Linked DNA regions of Homo sapiens: region 1 is linked to region 2. The links are chromatin loops, found by intact Hi-C in ENCODE. Cell type or tissue: Calu3. All regions are shown on one strand.

The links. A loop is a pair of places that touch in the nucleus more often than their neighbours do. Peaks named below come from ENCODE experiments on the same cell type or tissue, not always from the same donor. Only the 100,000 strongest peaks of a DNase experiment are listed, where the experiment ranks them.
Region 1: a loop joins it to region 2, with 8 times the contacts of the local background. A loop is called at or near these places in 1 of 110 quality-filtered maps.

The regions. Positions count from the first base shown.
Region 1 is chr19:32,375,723-32,379,722 of GRCh38, forward strand. The region is part of intron 5 of ZNF507 (zinc finger protein 507); the gene reads left to right. Among named protein-coding and RNA genes, the nearest start is that of DPY19L3-DT, 28 kb to the right of the region's middle. In Calu3, no CTCF peak of the experiment used is centred here; a DNase peak (open chromatin) is centred at 1,559.
Region 2 is chr19:32,317,497-32,321,496 of GRCh38, forward strand. LOC124904688 (a long non-coding RNA gene) reads right to left here and starts at 1,914. Exons shown (of 2, transcript XR_007067224.1): 1 at 1,505-1,914. In Calu3, CTCF peaks have their summits at 1,516 and 1,722; a DNase peak (open chromatin) is centred at 1,575.

The DNA.
Region 1 (4,000 bases), 58 kb after region 2:
TATTTATAATTTTCCCTTTGTTTAACGATTTCCATAATCAGAAATTTAAAAATGAATATTGATTTTTTTAGATTTAGTCTCAGCAACACCAATGAAAATATGCCTTTTTGCTTCCAATCCTTTCAAATGGTGACTCATAATAATGAAGCTCCTAATACTGAACTGTCTGTATTCCTAGAATAAGCCTCCCCTAAAAGAATGAGCACATGCTGGTGCACAAATTAAAGTTTATAAACTGTGTTCTCAGAAGCTTTAAGTGCCTAAGATTTTTATACAAAGATGATTGTCAATTGTCAGAATTATATATTCTGCATAAAACAATAGAGAATTAAATGGAATTCCACCAATTCCATCCAATGTGAAATGCTAGGCAGCTTATTGTAGTCATTAAATACTTTATTGTAGAAAGTTTAAATTATAACAGTAGCCTTCCATAATTCCAATTTTATAAAAATATATGTATTTTTAAATACTGAAAAATAGACCTCAAAATAATAATAATGGTTATATCTAGTGATAACGCTATGAGTGATTTTTATTTTCTTTTTTTTCCTATATATTTCTAATTTTCTACAGCGAATTTTTGAAATCAGGAAAAAAGTTATTTACAAAATTAAAGCAGTTCACCTGTCACCCAAATCTTGGTTTCTGATACCTTTCTCCAATAAAAGAACTGGAGAAATTATCAGTCTAGTCTAGGACTGTGGTGGGGAATATGCAAAGTGATCCTGGAGCGTCTCAGGTCCAGCATGTAAGGAAGTGCTTAAGAAACAAAACTTGAGGTGTGGCAGCAGGACACGGGACCCAACCACAGAGGCCCAGGGGGCAAGGCTGGAGGAGTTTGAGCAACAAAATAAATAGTGCAATACAGAATTTGCACCAATGTAGGGACCAGCCCCACATGATCGGTGGGTTTTTCTCCCTGTGTGCAGAGACGAGAGATTGTAGAAATAAAGACACAAGACAAAGAGATAAAAGAAAAGACAGCTGGGCCTGCGGGACCACTACTACCAAGACGCGGAGACCGGTAGTGGCCCCAGATGCCAGGCTGCGCTGATATTTATTGGATACAAGACAAAGGGGCAGGGTAAGGAGTGTTGAGTCATCTCCAATGATAGGTAAGGTCACATGGGTCACGTGTCCACTGGACAGGGGGCCCTTCCCTGCCTGGCAGCAGAGGCAGAGAGAGAGAGGGAGAGAGAGAGAGACAGCTTACGCCATTATTTCTGCATATCAGAGACTTTTAGTACTTTCACTAATTTTGCTACTGTTAACTAAAAGGCAGAGCCAGGTGTACAGGATGGAACATGAAAGCAGACTAGGAGCGTGGCCACTGAAGCACAGCATCACAGGGAGATGGTTAGGCCTCCAGATAACTGCGGGCGGGCCTGACTCATGTCAGGCCCTCCACAAGAGGTGGAGGAGTAGAGTCTTCTCTAAACTCTCCTGGGGAAAGGGAGACTCTCTTTCCCAGTCTGCTAAGTAGCGAGTGTTTTTCCTTGACACTGACGCTACCGCTAGACCATGGTCCGCTTGGCAATGGGCATCTTCCCAGATGCTGGCATTACCGCTAGACCAAGGAGCCCTCTGGTGGCCCTGTCCAGGCATAACAGAAGGCTCGCACTCTTGTCTTCTGGTCACTTCTCACTGTGTCCCTTCCGCTCCTATCTCTATATGGCCTGGTTTTTCCTAGGTTATGATTATAGAGCAAAGATTATAATAGTATTGGAATAAAGAGTAATTGCTACAAACTAATGATTAATGATATTCATATATAATCATATCTATGATCTATATCTAGCATTAACTCTTGTTGTTTTATATATTTTATTATACTGGAACAGCTCGTGCCCTCGGTCTCTTGCCTCGGCACCTAGGTGGCTTGCTGCCCACATCCCAAAGTATAAAATAACCACGTGTCCATACTGATGTATATAAATGGTTGAATAGGTGGGTGAGAATAGACACACCCCATGCAAAAGAATTCCATGTAATTGACGTAGATACCCCTCCCTCAAGGAGGCAGTTGATTATCCCAGCTCTTACGTGTGGGCTGCACCCAGTGACCCCCTTCCCAGTGGTACACTTTGGAAACCGGGTTGAGAAAGAGGAACTTGACCCTGGAGAAACCTGACCTCAGCCAGGGGAGGAAGGTCAGGGGTGAGTTCTCCTGAGAGTGGGATGTGGGGAGGATGGCCCTTTTCCTTTGTAGCCTTTCTCCCAAGAACCCATCAGCTCAGTCTAACCATGAAAAAAAACAGCAGACAGCCCCAACCTGAGGGACATTTTACAAAATATCTGACCCATGTTCCTCAGATCTGTCAAGGGCATTAAAAACAAGGCAAGTTGGCCGGGCTTGGTGGCTCAGTGCGTGTAATCCCAGCACTTTGAGAGGGTGAGGCAGGCGATCACCTGAGGTCAGGAGTTAGAAACCAGCCTGGCTAACATGACGAAACCCCATCTCTACTAAAAATGCAAAAATTAGCCAGGCGTGGTGGCACACACCTGTAATCCCAGCTACTCGGGAGGCTGAGGCAGGAGAATCGCTTGAACCTGGGAGGCGGAGGTTGCAGTTTTCCGAGACCACAACGCTGCACTCCAGCCTGGGCGCCAGAGTGAAACTCCGTCTCAAAGAGACAAGGCAAGTAGGAGAAATAATTGCAGTCTAGAAGATCTTAAGGAGACGTGAGGACTAAAAGCCATGTTGTCCTGGATGGGGTCGTGGAACAGAAACAGGATGTTAAGTACACACCAGGGAAATCCGAATAAAGTGTGGACTTCAGTTAATAATGATGTAAGGAACATTGGCTCCTGATTTATGGCAGATGTACCCCAGGAAGGTAACATGTTAACAGTAAGGGAAATAACTTTTCTATATATCTGTATCTATACCTGTAACTATTCTAAAATTAGAAGCTTTTTTTTTTTAAAAAAAAAAGGGAAAACAGTAAACAATAGCTCATCACTCTTATTTTTAAAAGGTTGGAATAACATTAGAGATGTTCTATAGGATCAATTTGAGATTTCTGGAGTTTACTTTCTGACCCAGTTTTCTCAAAAATATGAAATTCTTGTTGCATAAGTCTGACTTGTCACTGGGGGATCATTCCAGATAAAGAATTTTCTGGTGAGGCCTCGGGACCACATCTGAATGAAAGTGAGGAGGCGAGTGTCTGAACAGCCAGCATTTCGTGTCTGTTTCCCCTCTGCATAACATAAAAATTAACGTATGATAGCACAACATATGTAAAGTCACCTTGGTAGAGGCACTAGGCGGAAGGGAGTGGGCATCTCTTGGCTGGCAATGAGCTGGGTGCCCAGCCATCATGGTGCAGGGCAGTTGCCCTTCTCAAGCAACTGATCCAGAGACATTTGAGCAGGGGACTGTGACCACACTACAGTACACACCACGACCGTGTGACAGTCACAGATACAGACACTGAGTTTAATGGCTTGGGGGTGGAGAAGTTGCCAGTTGCCCACCCTCTGATAAAGATGTTAGTGAAAATATTATAGATTTATTGAGGTTTGTCAAAAAATTGCTGCATCTCAGATATAAATGGGCAAAATAAAATGAATTAAGGTTAGGGTTTTTTTGTAGATAACCAAGAATAAAATGTAGTGATTTTGTTTTATTATGCCAGCTGTAATAAAGTCTTAAGGAGAATGCAGGCTGTAAAAGCTTAAAGAGAATAGGGGAACAATTTTTTTAAATATTTAATGAAATGTCAAACATTTTACCACATTTTGAAGAAATAAAACATTGTAGATATAGCTAAAGCCTCACTTTCTTACTTCTTCACCCCTTCCTCCTGAGAGGTAACCCATTGTCTTGACAGTGATGTGTATCATTGCAGGTATTCGTGAATAACTTTTCTATGTATATAACATATGTATGTGTATATACATACATATGGATGTATTAAGTAATACATTCTGTTGGTTTTGGTGTTTTAACAATTTATTTAAATTAAAAGCTTAACAGATCTGTTTATTTTTC
Region 2 (4,000 bases):
TCGTGAGACTCGATTGGCTGCGTAGCAGCAAGTATCATTTCTGTGATTCCTGTAAAGGAATCACACGACGACTTCCAAGTGCATCTGCTTGCTGTGTGGATGGCCTCTAATGAGACACAGTTTCTAGCCAATTGGGTTTCACACCGCTCAGTGCCAGCTTGGCGATTTGTTTTGCATTAAACACTGCAGCCTGTTAACCTGGTGAGTAACTGTTCTGGATGGGCAGCCAGAATCCCTCACTGAACTGCCCTTTTTTCTTAAAAGAAAAAGAAAATGATGATGGTGGGGGTGGTGATGATGATGATGAAAATGCGATCAATCAGGTTACCATCTTAAAACTTGAATTCATTGAGTTAAAATGACCCAGATAATGGGCCTTTTAAAAATATTTTCGGCCGGGCGCGGTGGCTCACGCCTGTAATCCCAGCACTTTGGGAGGCCAAGGCGGGCGGATCACGAGGTCAGGAGATCGAGACCATCCTGGCTAACACGGTGAAACCCCGTCTCTACTAAAAATACAAAAAAATTAGCCGGGCGAGGTGGCGGGCGCCTGTAGTCCCAGCTACTCGGGAGGCTGAGGCAGGAGAATGGCGTGAACCCCAGGGGGCGGAGGCTGCAGTGAGCCGAGATTGCGCCACTGCACTCCAGCGTGGGCGACAGCGAGACTCCATCTCAAAAAAAAAAAAAAAAAAAAAAAAAAAAAAAAAAAAAAAATATTTTCTGGGCCAGGCACGGTGGCTCATGCCTGTAATCCCAGCACTTTGGGAGGCCGAGGCAGGTGGATCACTTGAGGTCAGGAGTTTGAGACCAGCCTGGCCAACATGGTGAAACCCTGTCTCTACTAAAAATACAAAAAATTAGACGGGTATGGTGGCAGGTGTCTGTAGTGTCAGCTACTCGGGAGGTGGAGGCAGGAGAATTGCTTGAACTCGAGAGGTAGAAGCTACAGTGAGCCGAAATTGTGCCACTGCATTCCAGCCTGGGCAACAGAGCAAGGATCCATCTCAAAAAAAAAATTCTGGAACATTCCAGGGTAGTGCTCAATCCTCAATCCATTTTTCAGCCTTTCTGTGCCCTCTGCTCTTGCTGGGAGAACTAGGCCTCTCCGTTTCTTTCATTTCAGTCTCAAGATAATTTAGAGTTCTGGAGTGCGCAACACACTTGGGAATTCGACCTGGAGGTGACTGAGCTGGGGCCTGGGGGCAGTGGAGGGGAGCAGTATAGGAACAAAGACATCAGACTTCATAAATCTCAACTGTAAATGTAAAAGTCCTCCTGTGTCTGACACCACCAGAATTGTAGGATTTTTCTTCTTTAGGTGACAAAAATGAACGGTCCCCAGCAGAAGCAGTCTGTCCATGGTCTCTTTCTCATTGGTCCAAATAAACTTAAAACCTTGTGCTAGGCCAAGAGTCTGGATCCCAAAGCACACTCACCAAGGCTCCATTTGAGCCCCCCATTTACCCTGAAAATACTGTGGTCACCCTCCCCGCATTCCTCCTACCTCTTTCCACAGCAGAAGGGAGGGGGTGTGTCAGCTGTGATACCATCAGCCACCAATGTGTGTCACCGCTCCTTCCACAATGGGACGCTTGCTGGGAAAAACAGCTCATTCTCAAGCCTCCTTCCCTCGAGGTCAGGGCAGGGCAATGGTGGGGATCAGTCTCTGCAGAAGAAGAATCTTGATTTTCTGGATTTCAGCTGCAACTTCTGCTTCAACAAGAACTATGTAGAGCCCATCAGAACTATTAGGCTGCTGAAATGAGTTGATGAAAGCTATGCCCCATCCACATGTGAAACTTACAGGGTGATAATAAAAGGTTTCCGTGGCAATGACAACAAATGTTTTGTTTCTTTGTTTGTTGCTTGTTTTTCTAGGCACTTCCACCAGGGGATGCAATGAATGTTTTTGACCTACAATGAAAAAAAAAAGTCTTCTTAGCTTGCAGAAGTCAGGAAAGATTGTGTGCACATGCATATGTGTTTGTAGGTGTTTGCATAGTGTACATTAAGTGTGAGGTGTGTGTGTGTGTGTCACTTTCAAAGTACCAGAAGCCAAATCATCTGTTGATTTTCTGACAAGGTACATGGTCCTTTTCAACTACCAAAAATAGAAAGATGACCATAAGCAGATGAATATTGTCAGAAAGCACACACCAGACAGCCCTGAGCATTTGATTCAGCTGACATTGGCAACTGTTCACAGTGAGTTTCTGCTCCCATCGTGGTCAAGACAATCCTCCAAGCACTGTGGCCCCTAAGGCCAAGCCCAGAAGTTGCAGGGCTCATTGGTTTGACACCAATATGTGCTGATTAAGAAGCTGCACCCTGGAGAACCACAAATTGTTTTAAGCATTTTGTGATCTAACATCTTTTTTTTTTGAGACAGGGTCTCACTCTGTCGCCCAGGCTGGAGTGCAGTGCTGTGATCATGACTCACTGCAGCCTCGATTCCCCTGGGTTCAAGCATTCCCTCCTACCTCATCCTCCCAAGTAGCTGGGAATACAGGCATGCACCGCCATGCCCAGTTATGTTTTTGGTTTGGGGTGGCTTTTTGGTTTTTCATTTTGTTTTTGTGGAGACAGGGTCTTGCTATGTTGCCCAGGCTGGTCTTAAACTTCTGGGCTGAAGCAATCCTCCAGCTTTGGCCTCTCAAAGTGCAGGGATTACAGGCATCAGCCACCACACCTCGCCTGTGATCTAACATCTTAAGATTTCAAGCAAATATGATTACTTTCCAAAAGAGAATACTTCCCCAGTGCTTCTCTCAAAGAACCCAGGGTTAGCAAGCCATTTGAGACTTGTTTGGTGAAGTGTTTGTGAGATGATTCCATAACATATAAAAGAAACTTAATCAAGGCAATATGAGGCTTTGTGAAAATTAACAGACAAATAACGGGGGCTCTAGAGTTCAATGCAGAGGACTGGGCTGTGGCCAGACTCCCAATTGCAAGAGGGTGACACACATCAGTACACAAAGAAGCAACCAGCAGGCAGGTCACGTCTGAAATACATAAACCCATGCTGTCCGTAATGCAATTCAAAGAACTTGTCGTGCTAGACCATTTTACATAAATATTTTCCAACATATTCAATCAGCCCCCTCAAATTGACACTGTCACCAACATCAAATCAATACTTCTTGGGAGGGAGGAATAAGTATCTTATCTAATAATCAACTTATTTGAGATCTGCAATGCTGGCTGCTATTACCGAAAGACATTTCTCAATTATTTACATTTAACTATACATTACTTTGATTTTTGTCTCAGCTGCATTCAGATAAAATGTGAGCTTCTAATTTAATTTTTGTCTGGATTTCCTGTGACATATCTATTTATGCCAATTTCCCAGGAGGAAATGGACATCAGTAATAAAGATAGTTATAGAAAACACTTACAAAGCACTTTTAGCATGCCAGACTCTGGTCTCAAGCCACCATCAGGATTGTCCACTTCAATCTTCAGGCAAGTCTATGAGGAGGCCACAGATTGATATCCCCATTTTATGGATGATGAACTGGAGCTGAGATTAAGTGTCTTATCCCTGAGATTTGACCCCGGCAGTCTGACTCTAGAGCCCTGCTACTGGCAGGACATGGTGATTCCCACTTGAAATCTCCGCACTTTGGGAGGCCAAGGCAGGAGGATCACTTGAGCCCAGGAGTTCAAGACCAGCCTAGGCAGCAATGCACGACCCTGTCTCTACAAAAAATTAAAAAGTTATCTGGGCATGGTGGTGCGTGCCTGTAGTCCCAGCTACTTGAGGGGCCAAGGATGGAGGATAACTTGAGCCTGGGAGTTAAAGACTGCAGTAAGTTTTTATTTATTTATTTATTTATTTATTTATTTTTACTTATTTATTTATTTTGAGACAGAGTCTCACTCTGCTGCCCAGGCTGGAGTGCAGTGGCACGATCTCAGCTCACTGCAACCTCTGCTTCCCAGATTCAAGTGATCCTCATGCCTCAGCCTCCCAAGTAGCTGGGATTACAGGCGT